2 separate regions of the Homo sapiens genome follow, and region 2 is linked to region 1. Evidence: chromatin loops called from intact Hi-C (ENCODE). Cell type or tissue: MCF 10A. All regions are shown on one strand. Links, peaks and the distances in the headings refer to the core of each region. The heading gives the core; the rest is flanking DNA.

Region 1 (6,094 bases), core at 515-5,514:
AAACCCAACATATTATATGTAGTCAACTAGCTTTTAAAAACAGACTACAAGAGAACACATAGCAATTAATTTAACCTTAACATAAATTAGTTGATTTAATTGATTCACTATATATCTATTAAGTGCTTGGTATGTTGAAAAGCTGGGGATAAATTACAAATTAGATAGAGCCCCAACTCTCCAGGCACTTAATGGTTTAGAATCACAAGAGTTTCCTGCAGGACTTTAAGTCTCACATGACATGTTGATTATCATAGAATTTTATATACAAAATGCCAGAGTAGCAGAACACCTGGTTTAAAGAAGCTTTCTCATTAAAAAAAAAAAAAAGAAGAAGAAAATAAAAAAAAGTCCTCTACATTTTAAAATGTAGCAGCCTTAATATAAAGCTTCAGAAAGGAGAAATCCTTTTATGCACTTTTGAGGCTGCATGGTTTGGGAAAAGGAAGATTACTTTAAAGTTCTTTGTAATTACTGGATTTATTTAATGAAGAACTAGTTACAGCATTTAGTACTACATGACATGTTTTTGTTGGTCATTATCATATAAAACTTTTTCTAGATTCTTTTTTTCTGTTGGAGTATCCATTGTAAGCATTGTAATATGGAAGGGCTGTGCTACGTGATGTGAGTCACACTCATCGGGACAGGTGGGGGAACTGCAGGCTCCTTGGTGTAGAAGATCCAGCTCAGTGTGCAGCCATTTCAGGAAGACTTTTCTGACCACCCACTTTGAGCTCTCCTTTTTTAAACATCCATACTACTTCTCACTGGACTAGCTAATGTTCCAAAAATCTCTTATTGATGTTAAAGTCTGGCAGTTCAGAATAATATTTGGGAGTGAGGAGGAGCAAGTACCACATTATAGTCATGTTTTGAATTTCCCAGAGAGCCTCCTTCATCTAGATGTGGTCCCTGAGTCTTCTATCACCTGAGTGTTTGACCTGGATGTCACTTTGAAGATCATAACACAGAAGTAAGCCTTGTGGAAGCAAGTGCCTTTCACAGCACCATGGGTGTGCCCTGAGAAACAGAATACAAGGTAAAACCTCAATGTGCCAGGATGAGTGAGGATTTAGGGGTAATTATTCTTTCTGGTTCACTGGAAAATGTCTTTCTGAAAATTAAATCTATTACAATATGAAAGTTGCTTTGCTTACTATTCTGGCTTGTACAAAGAAGACTAAAGCGGAGCACCTGCTCTCAAAGATCAGATAATTCAGGTGAGGAGTTAAGGCAAATGTGAATGAAAATTTAACTAACAAGAGAGTTAATTAGGCAGCATGGGAAGGCGATGTCTTTTCTGAAAAAGAGATATTGAAGGTTAGCTTCCCATTTTCTACAGCAGCTTATTTCCCTGCACTGATAAATAAGAAATGGTAAATATAATTGGGTCATTCTTTCAATATAATATCCTGTGGCATATTAGGTCAATAATACCAATAATAACAACAGCCACTTATAGAGTGCTTAATACTTCTCAGTTTAATAATAACTTTTGTAAATTAACAATTTAATCCTCCCAACAGTCCAGTGAGCCAGGAGCTATTACCCCCATCTTTTGGAAAAAGAGAGGTTAAATAACTTGCCCAAGTTTACACAGCCATTAGGTAGCTGAGCCAAGCTGGCTCCAAAGCCCATGCTTAATAATGATTTCATTCTGCCTTCTTTGCTTCTGTGTATCAACTCTTATTGTGCCTTCTAAAAATATAAATTCCAGAAAATTTTACCTCTTCTTTTGTCTCTTTATGCTATAGTCAATTGAAAGGAAGAACATCTGGTGAGTAGAAGGTTCTTACAAGAAACACTCTGTTTCTAGGTAATTGAAGTTTTATGTCAGTGAGGCTGAGAGAGTACCTAGGCAAGGTCAGTTTATATGAGATGGAAGCAAAACAAACTTTAATGTCGCCTGACAGTCCATGGGCAACAGAAGAGGTTTTCTGAGATATCAGAAGAAAGTACAGCTTCGTGGAGGAAACAGAAGAAAGTACAGCTTCGTGGAGGAAAATGCACAATCTTATTAGGAAAGAGGCATTTCTCTGTGAAGACTCAAGATGATTTCTGTGTGGAAGAATTATACTGTTAATAACAAATAGGGGAAGCAGTGAGCTGTCTCCGGCTTTGTAACATCTGTTATAACTGCACCTGCCTCAAAGATTTCCTGGTTCCTATTCCCAAGAGAAAGTCAGTCAGCAGGAAATGAGGCAAGTGCACAATGACTTTACGGGAAAAAGATGGCTTTTGACTTCTCCTTGGGCTTAATTCCTGACAATATTGCATATTCCCCTTGTTGTTGATAGTACTTTACAAGGCAGTGGTTTGTAAAGTGAAAGATGGGAAGGAAGAAAGGGACCTATGCTTGGAAACAGTTTTTATGGAACACAGGAATGTCATAGGGCACGGGTCAATTGGGTGACATCAATACATCTGGCTGTTAGTCCTTGCTCTGACTGAATGGGTAATACACGGAAACAAAACATATTCCTACTCACCACAACAATTCAAAGGCTCACACCTGTGTCTCCTTTCATTCTCTAATGTAGTGATTCTTAGATTCCCAAACTTTAGAGTGAATCAGGATCACCTGGACGGCTTGTTTAACCACACATTGCAGGACCTGATGTAGTTTCTAACACAATGTGTCTGATGTGGTACCTAGGAATCTGTATTTCTGCAAGTCCCTAGGTGAGGCTGAGGCTGCTGGTCTGGGGATTACATTTGAGAATTATTGCTGTGATTGATTTAAACAGAAATCTCCCATTCTTATTATTCTTGGGCCTCTCTCTCATCAGGATGATCCAGTTCCCAGGGATTTTCACCATTTCTTCCTATCAGGACGATTGAGCAGAATCTGCCCCTCACTTCTCCACCGAAGTCCCAGCAGCAGCCTCAGCATTTATCTCCAACTTGGATGAAATTAATTAAGTTACATTCAAGGGGTTCCAGAGAGAAGTTGAGTGCATGTAGCCTGCCTAAGCTAGTACAATGGAGCAGGCATTTCCCCAAAGGCCTCACTATATTGGATGGACATCATGTTTTACATCAATTTTCCTGGAGTAAATCTGCTGCAGATGAAATGCTAACATTGTCCACTGTTAGTATATGAAGGCTTGGGGAAGGACATTAGCTCCCCCTTATCCTTGATTTTGTTTCTTACACTTGCAGTTACCCACACTCAACTGTGGTCTGAAAATATTATGACCTTTATGAAAAAGTTCACAAATAACAATTTATAAGTTTTAGATGGAACACTGTTCTGAGTAGCATGATTCCTGCTTCCATCTCACCCCTAATGTGACTCATTCCTTTGTCCAGCATATCTGTGGGGTATATGTTCCCCACCTGTTAGTGCTGGACATCGTCTGCTCCTGACATCCAATCAACATCAACATGGCTTGACGATCCAGGATCACCCGAAGCAAATGGTCCTCCGACTGGAGAATCTTCAGAAAGTCAACTGTAGCCTAACGCTATGTCACAATGCCTATGTCATTCACCTCACTTCATCGCATCACGTAGGCATTTTATCATCTCATACCATTACAACAAGATGAAGGGGAAGTACAGTACAAGAAGATATTTTGAAAGAGAAAGACCACATTCACGAAACGTTTATTACATTATATTGTTGCAATTTTCTATTTTATTACCAGTTATGATTGTTAATCCTTTGTGCCTAATTTATAAATTTGTTAATGGTTAAGTATATATAGGAACAAGCATACCATATATAGGGTTCAGTACTATCCTTAGTTTTAGGGATCCACTGGGGATAAGGGGGAACTACTGGACCTAACCTTATGCTTACGTGAAGAGCCCCTAAGGTCACTTGCACACAGAAGCTATTTAAAAATAGTTGTTACAATTAGGAGCCCCCTGGAATATAATATGTGTGGCATCACTTAAAGAAGTAAAAAGAAAGGATAATTTTTATTTCCCTTTATATTTAGTAAAATATTTCTCTACAATATTATAATTATAATATTTATGGCAAAATTACATTAATAATTTTCACATAATTTTAAAAAGTGAAATATCTACATGTAAGGCAATACAATATTATGATTATTTAAATATTTAAGCAAAATATTTTCTGTTCATATAATATAGTCACACGCTGCATAACAACGTTTGGGTCAATGATGGAACGCCTATAAGATGGTGGTCACATAAGATTATAGTACTCTATTTTCATTACCTATGTCTAGACATGTTTGGATACACTGATACTTACTATTGTGTCACAATTATATATGGTATTCAGTATAGTAGCATGCTGTACAGGTTTGTAGCTTAGGAGCAATAAGTTATAACATGTAGACTAGTGTAGTAGGCTATGCCACCTAGGTTTGTGTGAGCATTCCGTATGATGTTTGCACAATGATGACAAAATCACCTAATGACACATTTCCCGTAAGGAATTCCTTTTATTAAGCAATACATGACTGTACTAATATAATACATATACTCTGTTGATATTTAATATTTCATCAGATATCAATATATCATAAAATATATAATTAAACATATAATAATGTATTAATTATATTTGATTATTATATGCAAAGTCATTTTAAAAAGTAAAATATGTAAATGCAAAGCATACAGAAAATATATAAAAATATTACATGTACCACGTGTGTTCATGTTAATAAGCAAATTGTTGAAAGTTAATATCTCTATATTCAAGATATAGCTATTAAATATGTAATACATAACATTAATACACATTACACATGTAGTATTTTATTTATTATTTCTAAACTGTCACTTGTTTTATTACTCATATCTCAGTCTGTTCTGCCACATTGGTGTTAGGAAAGTTATTGCCAATCTTATTGGGATGACAACTGAAATCAACAAATATCAATGGATAATGGGATGTTTACTGCATTTCCTCAGTACAGTAAAGAATGAAAATCCTAGTCTTGGGTATATATTCAGTGTTTTTCTTTAAATATATGTTTTAGAAGGGGGCAATAATTAACATTACGTTTTATTTCTAAGGTGGATACTAACTACAAAGGTCATAAGCACCATAAGCATTCACATTTTCAAGAAATACCAAGACATGTTCTCAGGGACAGGAAGATGGACTTTCCAGGAGTCAAAATTTTAATGACTGTCTTCCCTCTGCATGGATGTTTCCTCAGGCTGCCTTTTGGTTACTTCTTCCAGGTGGATGGTTCCAAGAGACTGTGTAGGGGGTTATATAAGTTTGCTTGGGCTGCCATAGCAAAATACAACAGACTGAGTGACTTAAGTAACAGAAATGCATGTTCTCACCGTTCTGGAAGCTGGAACGCCAAGATCAAGGTTCCAGCAAGGGTGATTTCCTGTGGGGACCCCAGGGGACGGGTCTGCTTCCACACCTTTCTCCTTGGCTGGCTGGACTCTTGCTGCCTCCTCAACATGCTTATCTACCCCTCTGTGCACAGCTCTCCTGGCATCTTTTCCTTTCCTTCTAAAGATGCCAGTCAGGTTGGCCTTACTCTAAAGGCCTCATTTTAACGTAATCACCTCTTTTAGAATCTTATCTTCAAATACTGTCACTTTCTTAAGTACTGCAGCTTGAGAGTTTAACACATGAATTTGGGGACACAGTTCAGGCCATAATAGTGGTAGTGGAGGAGTAAAAATCATATAGATAGAACAGCTGGCTTCACTTCCGACTTTTCTTGCAATTATAACTCAGAAAATGGCGTATAACTCAGGCAGCACATATTCTGTTTTTGATGCCCCAAACATTTCCAAAGAGAGTACAGTGGAGAGGAAAGTATGCTGACTGCAAATAGATAGCTTTTAGTCTTGGATTTATAATCTATAGGCTGTGTGACCTTATTCTGTTTAATTAACTTCTCTGAGACTCGGTTTCTCCCTGGGTAAAATAAGACTATTAATCGTTTGCTACAAAACAGGGTTGATCTAGTGAGAGAACATTCTTAAAAATATCTAAAAATTCTAATATTCAATTTAGAGCTTAGGAATAAATTTTATTAGTTTACTTTTTAAAATTCTTTTGAAAATGTGACACATGTACATGGTAATAAAAAAAATTCAAACAGTACAAAAATATACACAGTAAAATCTTGGT
Region 2 (6,094 bases), core at 449-5,448, 61 kb after region 1:
AAATGGTTTCATGGGCTGGGCCCAAGGTCCCTTTGCTGGGTGCAGTCTAGGGACTTGGTGCCCTATGTCGCAGCCGCTCCAGCCATGACTAAAAGAGGCCAAGGTACAGCTTGGCCTGTTGCTTCAGAGGGTGGAAGCCCCAAGCATTGGCAACTTCCATGTGGCATTGAGCCTGCAGGTGCACAGAAGTCAAGAATTGAGATTTGGGAACCTCCACCTAGATTTCAGAAGATGTATGGAAATGCCTGGATGCCCACACAGAAGTTTGCTGCAGGGGCGGGGCCTCCATGGAGAACCTCTGCTAGGGAAGTGCAGAAGAAAAACGTGGGTTTGGAACCCTCACGCAGAGTCCCTACTGGGGCACTGCCTAGTGGAGCTGTGAGAGGAGGGCCACTGTCCTCTAGACCTCAGAATGGTAGATCCAGTGAGAGCTTGCACTGTGCACCTGGAAAAGCCACAGACAGTCAATGCCAGCCAGTGAAAGCAGCCAGGAGGGAGACTGTACCCTGCAAAGCCACAGGGGCACAGCTCAAGACCATGGGAACCCACCTCTTACATCAGCATGACCTGGATGCGAGACATGGAGTCAATGGAGACCATTTTGGAGCTTTAACACTTGACTGCCCCACTGGATTTCAGACTTGCATGAGGCCTGTAGCCCCTTTGTTTTGGCCAATTTCTCCCTTTGGAATGGCTGTGTTTGCCCAATGCCTGTACCCCCATTGTATCTAGGAAGTAACCACTTCCTTTTGATTTTATAGGCTCATAGGCAGAAAGAACTTGCCTTGTCTCAAATGAGACTTTGGACTCTGGACTTTTGAGTTAATCCTGAAATTAGTTAAGATTTTGGGGGACTGTTGGAAAGACATGATTGGATTTGAAATGTGAGGACATGAGATTTGGGACAGTCCTGGGGCAGAATGATACGGTTTGGCTGTGTCCCCACCCAAATATCATCTTAAATTTACATGTGTTGTAGGAGGGACCCAGTGGGAGGTAATTGAATCATGGGGTGGCAGGGTCTTTCTCATGCTGTTCTTGTGATAGTGAATAAATCTCACAAGATCTGATGGTTTTAAAAAGGAGAGTTTCCCTGCACAGCTCTTCTCTTGTCTGCTGCCATGTGAGACATGACTTTCACCTTCTGCAAAGTTTGTGAGGTCTTTCTGGCCACATGGAACTGTAAGTCCAATAAACCTCTTTCTTTTGTAAATTGCCCAGTCTCAGGTAAGTCTTTATCAACAGCATGAAAATGGACTAATACAGTAAGCTACTGCATGGGTTTTCACAGAGTGATCAACCATCCAAGGAGTTTCTTAGGATTGACTCTGCTAAGATCAAAACAGTCCTGGCAAACTGTGGCCAACCTAATGTGTGTATTGAATTACCTGCAGAACTTGTGAAAAACATAGACACCTGAGTCCCACCCCTACAGGGTCTGGGGGAGCCCTGAGAATTTGTATTTTTAACAACCTTCAATGTGGTAGTGAAACTGCCAGAGCAGGGCTATTCGTGGAGTTGGAAGGAGCAGCTCTGTAGAACTTGTGAAGGGGAGCAGATGAAAGTGAAGAGCACAGATCTGGAGCAGTGCATATGATACAGAAAGGCATACTATTTTAAGTGACTCACCCCCAATGTATCAGGAACTTATTGCCACCATAAACAACAACCAGAAAAATCTCAGTGACATGAAACAGTGAACATATTCTCATGTTCACAGAACAGCAAGTAGAATATGGCTCAGCTGGTATGGGCTCAGCTGGGTGGTTGTATTTCAGTCTGTAAGTTGGCTGCAGGTCTCTCCCATATGTCTTAGTGTGGTCAACTGACACATGTTTTACTTCTGTTGAGAGTCATAAGTGGAAACATGTGACACTTCAGAAAGCTTAGACTCAGAACTGGCACAATATCGCTTTTCATTGGCTATCACCAGTCAAGCCCCAAAACAATGGAGTGAGCAGTGTGCTCTTCCAATGAAAGTAAGGAGAGAGTAAATATTTCCTAAGTAATAATCTAATCTACTATAGTGATCTCAGAGTTTTAGAGTACTCAATCTAATTGGGTATATAATTGGATATATGTCAGTGACTGGTATACAATTGCTGTATGTCTAATAACCTACAACAAACTTTCAGATTCCTTTACCATCCAGGTAGGAATAAATACCAGGAAGCTGAAATATTTACTAATTGCTGAAGTACATATTTGTCTCAAGCCATTTTCCCACCTTGGTTGCCCAATAACTTGGAATATACAAAATTCAATGTTTTTCCAATTTATAAATGTTTGGTTAGGCATAAGAGTACTGTATTTTATTTTTATTTTAACTGATTTTTTTTTATTTTGCATTTTGTTTTCTTTATTCTTTTCTTTAAAGTCCTCAACCAGCTTTTTTTTAGTTAAATAAACCTGAAAATTTAGTGGATTTTCCCTGTGTAATTATTACAAATATTTCCTGTGACAGTGATATATCATGTAAGAGACTTATAGATAAAACACAAATAACTACTGAAACAAGTAAATTTTTAAAAAATCATTTTGAATCTATAACACAAATATACTACTTTCTAACAAAAGACTACACTAGACCATCTTGTTCTTTAAACATGTATGTTGTTCCTGATTCTTGGAAAAAAATATTTATTAGAATCTATCAATATACAAAACTTAAAAGGTATTTATTATCCTTGGCAGGGCCTTCAAGAGGATCAATATTTCCAGGATGTTGGTATTAGCATCCATTGTTCGCTGGCTAGATCTTTTCCAACAGAGCATGTGACTCTCATCATTACAGCAGAGGAATGCATTTATCAAAGTTAAGGAAGTCGTTTGCCATTCGGATGGCCCAAGAAGCATAAATATTTATCATTGAGCCTTGTGAGAACTCTCTATTATAAAAAGATTGGCTAATTTCTTAAAACTACTCCTTCAATAAGGACCCAGGTTATGTGCCATGGTATCTGTAGCTTTCTGGCTGGGTCAGGGTGACCCGCACACAACCCTGGCAGGACGCCCTTGGACACAGTATTTGCATCCCTTTGGTGTGCCAAGGTATCAAGCATTCACAGTTCACATTGAAACCACTAAACGAAGAGCTGTGCAAACAGGTCATCAGTTTCTCCAGAGGGGAATAATCTTACAACTGTTACGAAGGGTCAAAGGTAACTTTCATTTTGAGATGCTAATTACTCCAAGAATTTGATGCAGGAGGCAGCTGGTTAAAATGAATGAGTGCTGAAGCGTTGAAGGGGAAAATCAAATAGATGGTTATAATAAAAGTGCAATATGCAACCTAATAAGTATGCAGAGAATAAGGGACAATATTGTTAATAAACATCTATTAGTCAAGATGATCTTTGTAGAGCTGGGCTCTTTAATATTATAACTGCTAATCACATGCAATTAAATTTAAATTTAAGGTGGTTGAGATTAGAAATTCAGGTCCTCAGCCACAGAGGCCACATACAACATGTTCAATAGCCACATGTGGCCATTGGCTACCATATTGGAGAGCCCAGATATAGAACAGTTTCATTACTGCAGAAATTTCTATAGGACAGCAATGACCTGGAGTGTTTTGCTATTGGAGGGGTTTTGGACTTAGTGCTTTTATATAGGAAACATGATTTTTTTAAAGAAGCCATCCCATGGAATGCTTCTCTCATTCCAGTGCTGTAGTAAGGGTTGCCCTGAAATTTGGACCTAGAAAATTCACTTATCATAAACGAAAAAACTGTTACTACTATCAATAATATTTTTGTCCTGGTGAATATTTACATTGTACCACACACTGTGCTAGTTGCTTTATACATATTGTGTCATTTAATTCTTACCTTAGAGACTAAGATCTATCTGTGAATTACTTTGAGATAAATCAGGTTAAGAGAAAAATAAAAACTGACTTTAGACCACAATTAAGTAAATATATTTAAACCTAAAGCAATTATTGCTCTTTGAGAGAGAGAGAGAGAGAGTGTGTGTGTGTGTGTGTGTGTGTGTGTGTGTATGTGTATAACTGGCAGCCCATTGTTACTGAGATAACTACACAGAATTAAGCAATAAACTCTGCCAGAGCCTGGGATATAAGGACAGGAATAAAGACGATTATCAGAGACACGGGAAAGAAAGAGAAAGTGAGAGGTATTTGAAGATTCACTAAAGAGGCTGAGATTTAGTAGAAATAGTTGAGAAGCCTCAGAAATTTGGTTGTAAGATCCAGGCAAGCATGGAGAAAGGCTGCACTTTAGAGATTTGTGGGTTCCCAGGCTAACTCCAGAAAAGAGGATTAGGGCAGCAAGACTGATGCTGAAACCACCAAATGGTCATATTAACATCCGAGTTTCCTTCCAAGATCCAGTGCATAGATGAAAGGATTTAAGAACATGAGGTTGGATGTGGATTGCTCCTTTCAAAGACTTGGACAAAAGAAAAGTCACAGCCTCTTAATTTCTCTCAGTGAACCTCAGCCTAGCCATTAAATTTCAGAGGAAGCAGATGGCACACATTCAATGTTCTGGGATATGACTGTACACAGTCAGACTAAGAAAAGGTCACAAAGATGTAAAAAAAATAAGTGTTTTACATCAAGATGGTTGGTAATGAAAATACCCTATCCTACTCAGTTTATAGTAAATCGCTTCTATATAGAGTAATTTATTAAAATCTCAGAACATTAAGAATTACCAAGTCTTGATTTATTGCAGAAAATTTTGCCATGGTGTTTCCATTTAGAAACTTATTTCTTATCTTACACAAAGTAAAAAAACAATCTCTTTAGCACCTGGTATTATTAGTGAGGTATAACTGGGGTGACAATATAATTTATTATCCAAATAGAGACACTTTTGAGAATGAATGTAATTGTTTATAATTACAGCAAAACCACAGGTGTAAACTAGAACTGTCCAAGGCAAATCAGGGCAAACCAACAACCTAGGTATAGACCACAGCTGGATGCAATTGGACTCAAGCCATTTTCCCAGTCCAGCTGCTGAGTGTGACTCAAAGGCTACTCTGCTGTCAGCTGATTTACAAGCTGATTGAAATAATGATGCAAAGGCACAATGATGAAGATGTCCAACACCCATTTTAGGTAAAAATAACTAGTGTAAAGAAAAATACCATTGATCATTGTTGTTGAGTTTTTATTTTTAAAGAAACAGTGACTTGATAAAATACATCCAAGAAAAAAGAGTCTGATAACCAATCTCTACTCAGCATAGGAGGGCATTTCTCTTCAATTTTTAAAATAATAAATTAAAATAAATACTATCTTTAAGGTACTAAAGATAGCAAGGTTAGATATACTAGTTCAGCTAATCTACATTCCCACCAACAGTATAAAAGTGTTCCTGTTTCTCCACAGCCTTACCAACATCTGTTGTTTCTTAACTTTTTAATAATTGCCATTCTGACTGGCGTGAGATGATATGTCATTATAGTTTTGATTTGCATTTCTCTAATTATCAGTGATGTTGAGCTTTTTTTCATATGTTTATGGGCCACAGAAATGTCTTCTTTTGAGCAGTGTCTGTTCATGTTTTTTTGTCCACTTTTTAATCGGTTTTCTTGTAAATTTGTTTGAATTCCTGTAGATTCTGAATATTAGACTTTGTCAGATGAATAGATAGCAAAGATTTTCTCACATTTCCCCTTACTGGGTATAAACCCAAAGGAATATAAATCTTTCCATTATAAAGACACATGCACACATATGTTCATTGCAGCACTATTCACAATAGCAAACACATAAAATCAACCCAAATGCTCATCAGTGATAGACTGGATAAAGAAAATATGGTACATTTACTCCATGGAATACAATGCAGCCATAAAAAGGAATGAGATCCTGTGTTTTGCAAGGACATGGGCAGAGCTGAAGCCATTATCCTTAGCAAACTAATGCAGAAACAGAAAACCAAACACAGCATGTCCTCACTGATAAGTGGGAGATGAACAATGTGAGCACATAGACACAGGGAGGTGAACAACACACACTGGGGCCTTTTGGGGGTGTGGAGGGAGGGAGTGCATCAGAAGAAAAAGCTAATGAATGCTGGGCTTAATACCTAGGTGATGGGTTGATAGGTGCAGC

What was found. A loop is a pair of places that touch in the nucleus more often than their neighbours do. Peaks named below come from ENCODE experiments on the same cell type or tissue, not always from the same donor. Only the 100,000 strongest peaks of a DNase experiment are listed, where the experiment ranks them.
Region 2: it touches region 1 in a loop (5-fold over the local background); 3 of 110 quality-filtered maps call a loop at or near these places.

Annotation. Positions count from the first base shown.
Region 1 is chr20:7,304,017-7,310,110 of GRCh38, forward strand. It overlaps LINC01751 (long intergenic non-protein coding RNA 1751), which reads right to left and starts at 3,416. Exons shown (of 2, transcript NR_135005.1): 1 at 3,343-3,416. In MCF 10A, for the core only: no CTCF peak of the experiment used is centred there; no DNase peak of the experiment used is centred there.
Region 2 is chr20:7,364,586-7,370,679 of GRCh38, forward strand. LINC01706 (long intergenic non-protein coding RNA 1706) reads left to right here. Exons shown (of 3, transcript NR_110610.1): 3 at 2,695-3,916. Among named protein-coding and RNA genes, the nearest start is that of MIR8062, 4.0 kb to the right of the region's middle. In MCF 10A, for the core only: no CTCF peak of the experiment used is centred there; no DNase peak of the experiment used is centred there.